Linked DNA regions of Homo sapiens: region 1 is linked to region 2. The links are chromatin loops, found by intact Hi-C in ENCODE. Cell type or tissue: heart left ventricle. All regions are shown on one strand. Each heading gives the region's core, and the rest is flanking DNA. Links, peaks and the distances in the headings are about the cores only. Region 1 overlaps NDUFB3 (NADH:ubiquinone oxidoreductase subunit B3). Region 2 holds the start of CFLAR-AS1 (CFLAR antisense RNA 1).

Evidence for each region. Peaks named below come from ENCODE experiments on the same cell type or tissue, not always from the same donor. Only the 100,000 strongest peaks of a DNase experiment are listed, where the experiment ranks them.
Region 1: it touches region 2 in a loop (2.3-fold over the local background); 60 of 110 quality-filtered maps call a loop at or near these places.

What each region holds. Positions count from the first base shown.
Region 1 is chr2:201,081,526-201,088,709 of GRCh38, forward strand. It overlaps NDUFB3 (NADH:ubiquinone oxidoreductase subunit B3), which reads left to right. Exons shown (of 3, transcript NM_002491.3): 3 at 3,934-4,225. The coding sequence ends at 4,090. Among named protein-coding and RNA genes, the nearest start is that of NDUFB3, 13 kb to the left of the region's middle. In heart left ventricle, for the core only: no CTCF peak of the experiment used is centred there; no DNase peak of the experiment used is centred there.
Region 2 is chr2:201,154,388-201,159,555 of GRCh38, forward strand. The region is part of intron 8 of CFLAR (CASP8 and FADD like apoptosis regulator); the gene reads left to right. It overlaps CFLAR-AS1 (CFLAR antisense RNA 1), which reads right to left and starts at 3,405. Exons shown (of 7, transcript NR_040030.1): 1 at 3,368-3,405. RefSeq lists enhancers at 3,704-3,783, 3,804-4,133. In heart left ventricle, for the core only: a CTCF peak has its summit at 4,140 (motif pointing left); a DNase peak (open chromatin) is centred at 3,881; H3K27ac peaks cover 1,974 bases.

The DNA of each region.
Region 1 (7,184 bases), core at 2,274-4,773, 73 kb before region 2:
TTAAGTCTTCTAGTCAATGGGCAATTTAGGTCTTGTTCATTTTATCAGCAGTATTTTATTGCTTTACGTACAGGTCTTGCACATATTTTATTAAATTTATACTGAATTAATTATTTATTTTATTTTATTTTATTTTTCTGGGAGACAGAGTCTCACTGTGTCACCCAGGCTGGAGTGCAGTGGCACAATCTTGGCTTACTGCAACCTCTGCCTCCTGGGTTTAAGCAATTCTCCTGCCTCAGCCTCCTGAGTAGCTGGGATTACAGACGTGCACCACCACGCCCAGCTAATTTTTTTTTTTTTTTTTTGAAATGGAGTCTCGCTCTGTCACACAGGCTGGAGTGCAGTGGCACGATCTCCGCTCACTGCAAGCTCCGCCTCCTGGGTTCACACCATTCTCCTGCCTCAGCCTCCCGAGTAGCTGGGACTACAGGCGCCCACCACTATGCCCGGCTAATTTTTTGTATTTTTTAGTAGAGATGGGGTTTCACTGTGTTAGCCAGAATGGTCTCGATATCCTGACCTCATGATCCACCCACCTCAGCTTCCCAAAGCGCTGGGATTACAGGCATGAGCCACCGCGCCAGGCCTAATTTTTGTATTTTTTTGGTAGAGATGGGGTTTCACCATGTTGGCCAGGCTGGTCTTGAACTCATGACCTCAAGTGATCCGCTCGCCTCAGCCCCCCAAAGTGCTAGGATTACAGGTTTGAGCCATCAGGCCTGGCGTTGTTTGTTTGTTTGTTTGTTTGTTTGTTTTGGGAGATGGAGTCTCCGTCGCCCAGGATGGAGTGCAATGATGCCGTTTTGGCTCATTGCAGCCTCTACCTCGTGGGCTGAAATCATCCTCCCACCTCAGCCTCCCGAGTAGCTGGGACTACAGGTGCATGCCGCCATGCCCAGCTAATTTTTGTATTTTTTGTTGAGACGAGGTTTTCCTGTGTTGCCCAGGCTGGTCTCAAAATCCTGAGCTCATGTGATTTGACCACCTCAGCCTCTCAGAGTGCTGGAATTACAGATCTGAGCTACAGCACCCAGCTTGAATTATTTTAATTTTTGATGCTATTGTAAATAGTATTTTAAAATCTCAACTTCCAGTTGTTCATTGCTAATACTTGTAAACACAGTTGACTTTTATATGTTGAGTTTATATCTTGTTACCTTGCTAAATTCACTTTTTTTTTTTTTTTTTTTTTTTTTGAGACGGAGTCTCACTCTGTCGCCCAGGCCGGACTGCGGACTGCAGTGGCGCAATCTCGGCTCACTGCAAGCTCCGCTTCCCGGGTTCACGCCATTCTCCTGCCTCAGCCTCCCGAGTAGCTGGGACTACAGGCGCCCGCCACCGCGCCCGGCTAATTTTTTGTATTTTTAGTAGAGACGGGGTTTCACCTTGTTAGCCAGGATGGTCTCGATCTCCTGACCTCATGATCCACCCGCCTCGGCCTCCCAAAGTGCTGGGATTACAGGCGTGAGCCACCGCGCCCGGCCGCTAAATTCACTTTTTAGTTCAAGTAGATTTTTTTTACAGATTTCTTAGAATGTTCTTCATAAACAATCATTCTGTCTACAAATACATTGTTACTTCTTCCTTTTCAATCTGTAAACTTTTTATTTCTTTTTCTTGCATTTTTGTACTGGCTAACACCACTACTATAATGTTGAATGAAAGTGGTGGACGTCCTTGCCTTATTCCCAACTGGGAGAAAACATTTGGTGGGTCACCACTTAGTATGATGTTTCTTACAGTGATCTCCTAGGTGCCTTTTATCAAGATGAGGAATTTCTCTCTATTTCTAGATTACTAAGTGTTTCATTGTTTATTATTTCTTTTTTTTTTTTTTTTTTTTGAGACAGAGTTTTGCTCTTGTTGCCCAGGCTGGAGTGCAATGGCGAGATCTTGGCTCACCGCAACCTCTGCCTACCAGGTTCAAGCGATTCTCCTGCCTCTGCCTCCCGAATAGCTGGGATTACAGGCATGTGCCACCACACCCGGCTAATTTTGTTTTTTTAGTAGAGACTAAAACGTTGGCCAGGCTGGTCTCAAGCTCCCGACCTCAGGTGATCCACACGCCTCGACCTCCCAAAGTGCTGGGATTACAGGCCTGAGCCACCGTGCCCATCCTGTTATTACCATTAATGGATATTGGATTTTGTTAAATGCTTTTTCTGCATCTATTGAGATGTTCATAGTTTTTCCTTTTTATTCTGTTAATATGGCGAGTTACTTCTATTAATTTTCAAATATAAACAAATCTTGCATTCCTGGAGTGAACCCTACTTCATTATGATGTATTACCATTTTTATATGCTGTCGGATTCAGTTTTCTAAAATTTTGTTAAGAATATTTGCACCAGGTGTGGTGGCTAATGCCTGTAATCCCAGCACTTTGGGAAGCCAAGGCAGGCGGATCACTTAAGGCTGGAAGTTTGAGACCAGCCTGGCCAACATGGCAAAACCCTGTCTCTACTAAAATTACAAAAATTGGCCGGGCGCGGTGGCTCATGCCTGTAATCCCAGCACTTTGGGAGGCCGAGGTGGGTGAATCACAAGGTCAGAAGTTCGAGACCAGTGTGGCCAACATAGTGAAACCCCGTCTCTACTAAAAATACAAAAAATTAGCTGGATGTGGTGGTGTGCGCCTATAATCCCAGCTACTGGGGAGGCTGAGGCAGGAGAATCCCGTGAACCCAGGAAGTGAAGGTTTCAGTTAGCCAAGATCGTACCATCGCACTCCAGCCCAGGCGACAGTGCGAGACTCCATCTCAAAAAAAAAAAAAATACAAAAATTAGTCAGACATGGTGGCGGGCACCTATAATCCCAGCTACTCAGGAGGCTGAGGCAGAGAATTGCTTGAACCTGGGAGGCAGAGGTTGCAGTAAGCTGAGATCACACCACTGCACTCCAGCCTGGGCAACAGATTGAGACTCTGTCATAAATAAATAAACAAACAAACAAACAAAAATTAGCGGGCATGGTGGTGTGTGCCTGTAATCCCAGCTACTTGGGAGGCTGAGGTGGAAGAATCACTTGAATCCAGAAGGTGGAGGTTGCAGTGAGCTGAGATTGTGCCACTGCTCTCTAGCCTCAGTGACAGAGCAAGACTCCATCCGCCCCCGCCAAAAAAAGAATATTTGCATCTATGTTCATGAGGGATAGTATTCTGTAGCTGCTTTTCTTCTAACATCTTTGTCTGGTTTTGGTATCCCAATTAGATTTAATTAGCTCTCGTATTTCCTAAGTCATATTTCTAGAGTTAAATAGTTTTTGTTTTTCATAACATGATTTTTTCATTGGCTTGTCCTTATCAGACCAGAGCAGGGTATCAATCTTCCAAAATTCAGGCTGCTATGGTAGGGAGAAGCAGAGATCCTTTTGAATAGTAACAGTAATGTCAAGTGTTACATACTCCATACTCCTCTGCCAAAATATATCATGCATGAGCCTGTTTAGTCTTTATGATATTATAAAGTAGATAATAATCATCATTGAATAGAACAGGAAGCAGACCATGACAGGCTAAGCATCTTGCCCAGCCTACAAGATTGTGAATCTAATATAAGTGGCATACCAAAGATTAATACCAAGTCTCTAACTTCATCTTTCCGTGATGTTGTAATGACTAGTGTGGGCAGAGCCCATCTGACCTGTGACAGATAAGCTGACGTGAGTCTTGCATTTGAGGGTTCTGTAAAATCCTGAGGCATATGACTATTAAATGTGAAACCATCAAGTGTTTATTCTTCTATTTTATATGTGAAACTTGGGCATATACTTAATTATCCTATGCCACAGAAAGATTCCTATTGCGATTCACTTAAATGATCTTCTGTAGGGTAGCATTTAAGTCAATTAGAAAGATGAAAATTAAATGTCTTCAACGTATATACACACACGTTGTGTATGATTATAATTTTTTCTTTTTTTTTTTCTAGCAATGAAGCTTGGAGATACATGGGTGGCTTTGCAAAGAGTGTTTCCTTTTCTGATGTATTCTTTAAAGGATTCAAATGGGGATTTGCTGCATTTGTGGTAGCTGTAGGAGCTGAATATTACCTGGAGTCCCTGAATAAAGATAAGAAGCATCACTGAAGATAATACCTGGAAGCATCATAGTGGTTTCTTAACTCTCCAAAATAAGATTTCTTCTCTGTAGCCTACTTGTCTGGTTTATCCCTTACAGAATATTAGTAAGATTTAATCAATTAAAATATATATATATGCCAATCTGCTTTTGTCATTCTTAAAAAAAAAAAAGTGTCTCAAGCCATATCAGATTTGGTTTAGAATACATAGGGGGTTGGAGAACAGCAGTAGTGCGTTCTGCATATAGCAGGCAGGCATCATATATTTGGCTGAGCAAATGGGCATGTTCTAAGAAGTTTTTTTTTAATCTTTTTCTTTTTTTTTTTTTAACTAGTCCTGACCTAGCTGGCACTAACAAGTATTTAAATGGGAGTTGGCCTTGCTGTTTTTTTTTTGAGATGGAGTCTCGCTCTGTCACCCAGGCTGGAGTACAGTGGCGTGATCTCGGCTCACTGCAAGCTCTGCCTCCCGGGTTCACACCATTCTTCTGCCTCAGCCTCTCAAGTAGCTGGGACTACAGGCGCCCGCCACCATGCCCAGCTAATTTTGTTTTTGTATTTTCAGTAGAGACAGGGTTTCACCGTGTTAGTCAGGATGGTCTCGATCTCCTGACCTTGTGATCCACCCGCCTCAGCCTCCCAAAGTGTTGGGATTACAGGCGTGAGCCACCGCGCCTGGCTGGCCTTGCTGCTTTTATCATCCTCTTCAGATGGTTTAGAGGAACCCAGATTCTACTGCCCTTTTCTGGCTGACACATCCATGTATCATGTTCATTTTTCTTAATTGTGGTATTTTGTGGTATTTTCTACTCTTGCTTAGTCCTCTTAGTCCTTAGTCCTCATTGTTCTTATGTCATGAAAAACCTTACATTTTTTTCTTCTTTTTTTTGTTTTTTGAGATAGGGTTTTGCTCTGTCACCCAGACTGGAGTGCAGTGGGAGAGTGATCTTGGCTCACTGCAACCTCAGCCTCCCTGGGCTCAAGGGATCCTTCCACCATACCAGGCTATCTTTTTGTATTTTTAGTAGAGGTGGGGTTTCGCCTTGTTGCCCAAGCTGGTCTCAAACTCCTGGGCTCAAATGATCTACTTGCCTCAGCCTCCCAAAGTGCTGGGATTACAGGCATGACCCACCGCGCCTGACCTTTTTCTGTATTTCTAACAATAAACTAGACATTCTCCATGCCTGTAATCCCAACACTTTGGGAGGCTGAGGTGGGCAGATCACTTGAGCTCAGGAGTTGCAGACCAGCCTGGCCAACATGGTGAAACGCCAACTCTACTAAAAAAACAAAAATTAGCCAGACGTGGTGGCGGGCACCTGTAATCCCAAGTACTTGGGAGGCTGAGGCAGGAGAATCACTTGATCCCAGTAGGCAGAGGTTCCAGTGAGCCAAGATCACGCTACTGCACTCCAGCCTGGGTGACAGAGCACGACTCTGTCTCCGAAAAAACAAACAAAAAAAATAGATGTAACACTTATTGAGGAGGGGTGATAATTTTGTTTAAATAATGAAACAGAGAAAATCCCAATGTGAATTTTTTTCTTTTCTTTTTTTTTTTTTTTGGTTTGAGAATGAGTCTTTCTCCCAGCCTAGAGGGGTGGGCAGTGGCACAATCTCAGCTCACTGCAACCTCTAACTCCTGGGTTCAAGCGATTCTCCTGCCTCAGCCTGCCAGGTAGCTGGGATTTCAGGCACCCACCACCACGCCCAGCAAATTTTTGTATTTTTAGTAGAAACAGGTTTTGTCATGTTGGCCAGGCTAGTCTTGAACTCCTGATCTCATGTGATCCACCTGCCTTGGCCTCCCAAAGTGCTGGGATTACAGGTGTGAGCCACCGCACCCAAGGTGACTTTTTCTTCATAAATTTCTGTTTTTAAATGTAAAGCAATGCTAAAGTGAGATGAATTTCTAATAAACTGATAGTGGTAAATAGAATATGGTAATATGAAACATAAAAAAGACTCCATGCAAAAAAAGGAAAGCGTTTATTTTTTAATTTAGATAAAAATTTAATACATACTTTCTTCTCTGTGTTTTGTTTGTTTGTTGAGATAGGGTCTCACTCTGTTGCCCAGGATGGAATGCAGTAGCCCGATCGCAGCTCACCGCAACCTCCGCCTCCCAGGCTCAAGCAATCTTCCCACCTCAGCCTCTCAAGTAGCTGGGACTACAGGCGAGTGCCACCACAGCCAGCTAATTTTTTGTGTTTGTGGTAAAAACTGGATTTCACCATGTTGCCCAGGCTGTCTCAAACTCCTGAGCTCAAGTGATCCACCTGTCTCAGCCTCTCAAAGTGCTGGGATTACAGGTATGAGCCACCACGCCCCACCTGTCTTGTTTTTGTTTTTGGAATTTACAGTCTCTATCTTCCAGCAGGATACCAGAAGCAAAAGGAAAGAGTTTAAAAGGAAAAAGATCAATGGGACAAATAGAAATAGCAAGATGATAGATTTAACTTAACTATATTGATAATTATATTAAATGTAAATTGCCTAAAGTTTAAACTCTGAAACATTTCTTTTTTTTTTTTTTTTTTTTTTGAGACGGAGTCTTGCTCTGTCGCCCAGGCTGGAGTGCAGTGGTTAGATCTCAGCTCACTGCAACCTCCACCTCCCGAGTTCAAGCAATTCTTCTGTTTCAGCCTCCTGAGTAGCTGTGATTACAGGCACTCGCCACCTGCCCAGCTAATTTTTATATTTTTAGTAGAGACGGGGTTTCACCCTGTTGGCCAGGCTGGTCTCAAACTCCTGACCTCAGATGATCCACCCACCTCGGCCTCCCAAAGTGCTGGATTACAGGCGTGAGCCACCGCACCCAGCCCACTCTAAAACATTTCAATTAAAAGAGATGGCTGGGCACAGTGGCTCAGGCCTGTAATCCCAGCACTTTGGGAGGCCCAGGTGGGCGGATTACTTGAGCTCAGGAATTCAAAACCAGACCGGACAACATGGCAAAAACCCGTCTCTACAAAGAATACAAAAATTATACGAGTGTGGTGGTGCACACCTGTGGTCCCAGCTACTTGAGAGGCTGAGGTGGGAGGATGGCATGAGCCCAGGAGGCAGAGGTTGCAGTGATCCAAGATAATGCCACTGCA
Region 2 (5,168 bases), core at 2,615-5,114:
TTATTCTCTCCATTTTCAAGGTGAGGAAGCTGAGCAGTGAACTACACTCCTACCTTCTCTAGTACTGATTGAGCTGGGATTCAAAAGCTGGACTCCAAAACCTATGCTTTTAACTACTTTGCCTCAATATAATTTCCATGAAGGTGAGGGAGTTTATCTATCTCCTACTATGGGTCTCCAGTACCTGGAAGAATACCTGCTATGTAGGTGTTCAATAAATAATTGTTGGGTGAATGAATGAAGGAATAAGCTCTCCCAGTGTCAGTGTGTTTCTAAAAGCCATTCCTTTTTATCTTTAGAGTTTAGCAGACTCTCTTCTACCTATCTTCCCTTCTCTCCTCAAAAAACCAGACTTTTATCCAAAAAGCATGCAAGTCCCCCAAGTATTTAAAGCTTTATTTCTTTGTTTGTCCAGTAAATGTTCGTTGAGGGCCTACTATGTGCAAAGCACCATGCTTGGCCCTGTGTGAAGCAAATATTAAGGCAATGAGGTGGAGTCTGATCTCAGAGCTGTGTTGTGCATGAAATAAGGTTATTCTTTGGTAGTTCTTTCTTGAGAAGAATTCTTATGGAGTTCAGTAACCTCTTCTTGAGGCAGAAGTAAATGCTCAGGGATTTGGGAACTAATTATCTCAGTTTGGTAGAATTGAAAAATAAGTCTTTGGTGTTGTGTCATCTGTGTCAGTGACAGCAAAGCTGGACCTGTGCTAGGCCCTGGTGGGTCATCTTTAAGCACTGGACTTTTATCTTGTTAGGAATATAGAAGCAAGCGTCTCACATCTCTGACAGATGGGCTTTACGGCTTGGCCTAAAGCTCTGGTTGTTTTTAAGGCCCTTGAATAAAAATAAAAGACGATGTTTGCAGATTTTAAGAGGAAGTTTTTTTTTTTTTTGAGACAGAGTCTCGCTCTGTCACCCAGGCTACTGGAGTGCAATGGCGTTATCTTGGCTCACTGCAACCTCTGTCTCCCGGGTTCAAGCGATTCTCCGCCTCAGCCTCCTGAGTAGCTGGGATTACAGGCACCCGCCATCATGCCCGGCTAATTTTTGTATTTTTGTAGAGATGGGGTTTCACCATGTTGGCCAGGCTAGTCTTGAACTCCTGACCTCAGGTGATCCGCCCGCCTCGGCCTCCCAAAGTGCTGGGATCACGGGGATGAGCCATCGCACCTGGCCAAGAGGAAGTATTTTTTTTTTCTATCCTGCTCTTTCTGAAAAGCTTGAACATTTTTCTGTACTTTCCTTTTCTTTTTTGAGACAGGGTCTTGCTCTATCACCCAGAATGGAGCACAGGGGTACAATCATGGCTCACTGCAGCCTTCACCTCCCGGGCTCAAGCAATCCTCTCACCTCACCCTCCCAAGTAGCTGGAACTACACACAGGCGCCACCACATCCATCTAATTTTTAAAATATTCTGTAGAGACAGGGTCTCACTATGTTGCCCAGGCTGGTCTCAAACTTCTGGGCTGAAGCAATCCTCCCACTTCAGCCTCCTGAGTGGCTGGGACTACAGGCACATGCTATCATGTCTGGCTAACTTTGTTTTTTATAGAGACAGGGTCTTTTGCTGTATTTCCCAGGGCGGTCTTGAACTCCTGGCTTCAAGTGATCTTCCTGCCTTGGCCTCCCAAAGCACTGGGATTATGGCCATGAGCCACCACGTAATCTTTGTTTTATGCGTATTTATAAGCTTTGCTTCCCCAACAAGATTATAAGCTCTTTGATTGAAGTACATCATATATTTGATATGTATTCTCTTGTCCAAGTGTTTCTGTAGGCAATAAGGGGAACTTTGTAAAACAAGAGTTTTCCGGTCAAGTAAATTTGAGAAGCGCTGCCTAATCTCTTCCCCCTCAGAGATTTGCAATGCATATTGACCTATTAAAGGCTCTGAGAATTCTTCCTGCGAAGAAACCTATTTTAGCCTTGTCCACCTTGCATTTCCCAAACACGTTTGACCTCAGAACTCCCTTTTTCACTAAGAATGTTTTGCCCATCTTATGTTTTACCCATGTGCTCTATAGCAGTTAACACTGGGCTTATTAAAGGTACTCAATATGTGATTGTAAATTAACTGGTGAAGCATTCCCTCATTCTTGTTTATTTTATACATTTATTTAATGAAGCCCTTTTCATAGAAATTGTCAAGATAAATGTATCCTCATTTAGATCAAAACAAATTCTAAATTAATGAAGTCATGACATTTTACTGTATTTTGGTTTTTTTGGTTTATCTGTGAAGTCCTCAAACCTGTGAGTAGTGCTGACCCTAGCCTTGAATGAACAGCCCTGTACTAACTGCAAGGCCAGAAGAACCCCTGCCCTTCCCCTCCCCACCCCCCCACATCATTTCCAGAAGTTCTAAAGAACAGTTGAAATTTACGGAGATCAGACTGGGTTGAGTGTGGGATTTCCAGGGTGGGTTCTAGAAGGAGAAGTGGGTCTTCTGTAGTTTGTTGAAATTTTATTTTCCAAACCCAGCCCCCAAGTTTTTCTTCCTCTATTTATGTGCAAGGACAAAACAGTTACTGTCCTACCTACATAGGATATGGACTCTGTCTGCTCTGAGCCCATTTTAGTTTAGAATATAGAGACCTCCCTCCAGGTCCTAAGAGAGAGATTCCATGAGAGATGTGCAACACCATAAGGTTGGTGATTTGTACTTTGAAATGGCTGCCTTTATTTCCTTTAAAGTCAATATCTTATATTTGAATAAACACAGTTTGCAAAGCATCTTTACAGAAATCTCATTGGATCCTCACGGTCACCTTTTTTCTGAGACAGAGTCTCACTCTTTCACCCAGGCTGGAGTGCAGTGGAGCGATCTTGGCTCCTCCACTTCCTGGGCTCGAGTGATCCTCCTTCCTTAGCCTCCCAAGTAGCTGGGACCACAGATGCGTGCCACCATGCCCAGCCAATTTTTGTATTTTTGGTAGAGATGGGGTTTCGCCATGTTGCCCAGGCTGGTCTCAAACTCTGCAGCTCAAGCAATCCACCCGCCTTGGCCTCCCAAAGTGCTGGGATTACAGGTATGAGCCACTGTACCCTGCCCTCACAGTCACCTTTTGAAGAACCTCCTGCTCAAGAGATCCTCCTGCCTCAGCCTCCTGAGTAGCTGTGATGACTACAGGCTTGTACTACCATGCCTGGCTAGTTTTTTTATTTTTTGTAGAGACGGGGTTCCCTGTGATGCCCAGGGTGGTCTCAAACTCCTGAGCTCAAGCCATCCTCCCACCTCAGCCTCCCAAAGTGCTGGGATTGTAGGTGTGAGCCACTGCACCTGGCCAAGCATTAGTTTTAATCTTGTTTTATAGATGAATAAACTGGGGCTGACTCAAACTGACTCAAAGTCACACTGTCATTACCTTTTTGATCCTGTACGTTAGACTGGGCTGTATGCATGTTCTTGCTGGCGCAATAAAGTTGCAAGTGCCAGCTAACAGCCCTTCCCACTCCACCTCACCACCTCATAGAGGAAAATTGTGACGTTAATGGGAAATGTCAGCGGTAATGTCTTCAGGCTGGGCCTGTGGAGTGACTCCCTTGCCACAGGATATTTAAGCAATGCTGTGTCTTGTCTGAGGCTCAGACCTGCTATTCTTATTGGCACTTGGGACCTGCATGGTTTTTGGCTTCACCTCCAGCTTTAGCCATTTTTCTTCTGTTCTTTTAGGTAAGGATTTTCTGCCCCAGACCTCAGATTCCCATTTCCTTCCTAGCTTCTCTGCTGTTATAGCTCAGTCTCTTCCAAGACCATGCAAGATTCAGACCCTAGTAGGAGGAGATGGAGGAACTAGGACTTAAACCCACATCTTGTGATTCCAAGGCTGGTTCCTCTTTTGCCCTGCACCACACAGCTGTCTGCTCACAGTCATGTGACAGGGGCTTCCCCAGCCAGAACCTCCAGGGAGCACAAATAAAGGAAAGAGCTGGAAGGCACAGTACAGCATTTGTTCTGTCCAAGCCTTACATATCAGCATGGGCAGGGAGAATGTGGTGAAGTTTTCTTTCAAGGACTTTGTTTGATAAGGAAGGACATTTATCAGTGAAGAGAGGTTTTGAGGGAAGTGAACCAATCTTGAGATAAGTACACAAAAGAGCTTTGAGTCTGGTGTTTCCCTGTTTGCTTCTGCCCCCTGGAGGAGCAAATACTCCATGATTAGAGACGTGTGAGTCCTTTGGAATAGAATAGCAGTGATGGAACTGGAGTCCTAGTCCAGGTTCTCTCCTTGTTCAGCCTGGATTCAGCACTGGGTATCGAAACAAGCCTGCACCCTCAGAGGAGATGGCTAGGGGACAGTGCGTCCAGGCCTCTTCTACCACACAGAGTTTTCTTTTTTTTATAAAGGGTATACACATTTAAAATTTAATGATACTCCCAAATTGCTCTTCAAAAAGGCTGTGCAAAATTACAGTCCTGATAACAGCTACCCAGAGATCCTGTAACGGCATTTGCCCTCATCATTATTATTATTATTATTATTATTATTATTATTATTTGAATTTGAGACGGAGTTCTGCTCTGTTGCCCAGGCTGGAGTGCAGTGGCGCAATCTTGGCTCACTGCAACCTCTGCCTCCCGGGTTCAAGCAATTCTCCTGTCTCAGCCTCCCTAGTAGCTGGGATTACAGGTGAGCACCACCACGCCTGGCTAATTTTTGTATTTTTAGTAGAGACGGGGTTTCACCATATTGGCCAGACTGGTCTCGAACTCCTGACCTCAGGTGATCTGCCCGTCTCGGCCTCCCAAAGTGCTAGGATTACAGATGTGAGCCACTGGGGCTGGTTGCCCTCACTATTTAATGGGTTATTTGCAACCTGTGAATCATGTCTCCTATTTCCTTGTTAATGATGCTTATTGATTATAGACTTAGGAATATCAGCACCTCCTTTGTAGCTCTTCATTCTTACATGATATAATAATTAATTTTTTTTTTTGAGACAGAGTCTCACTCTGTTGCCCAGGCTGGAGTGCAGTGTCACAATGTTGGCTCACTGCAACCTCCACCTCCTGGGTTCAAGCGATTCTCCTGCCTCAGCCTCCTGAGTAGCTGGGACTACAGGTGCGTGCCACTACACCTGACTAATTTTTGTATTTTTAGTAGAGACAGGGTTTCGCCATGTTGGCTAGGCTGGTCTTGAACTCCTGACCTCAGGTAATCTGCC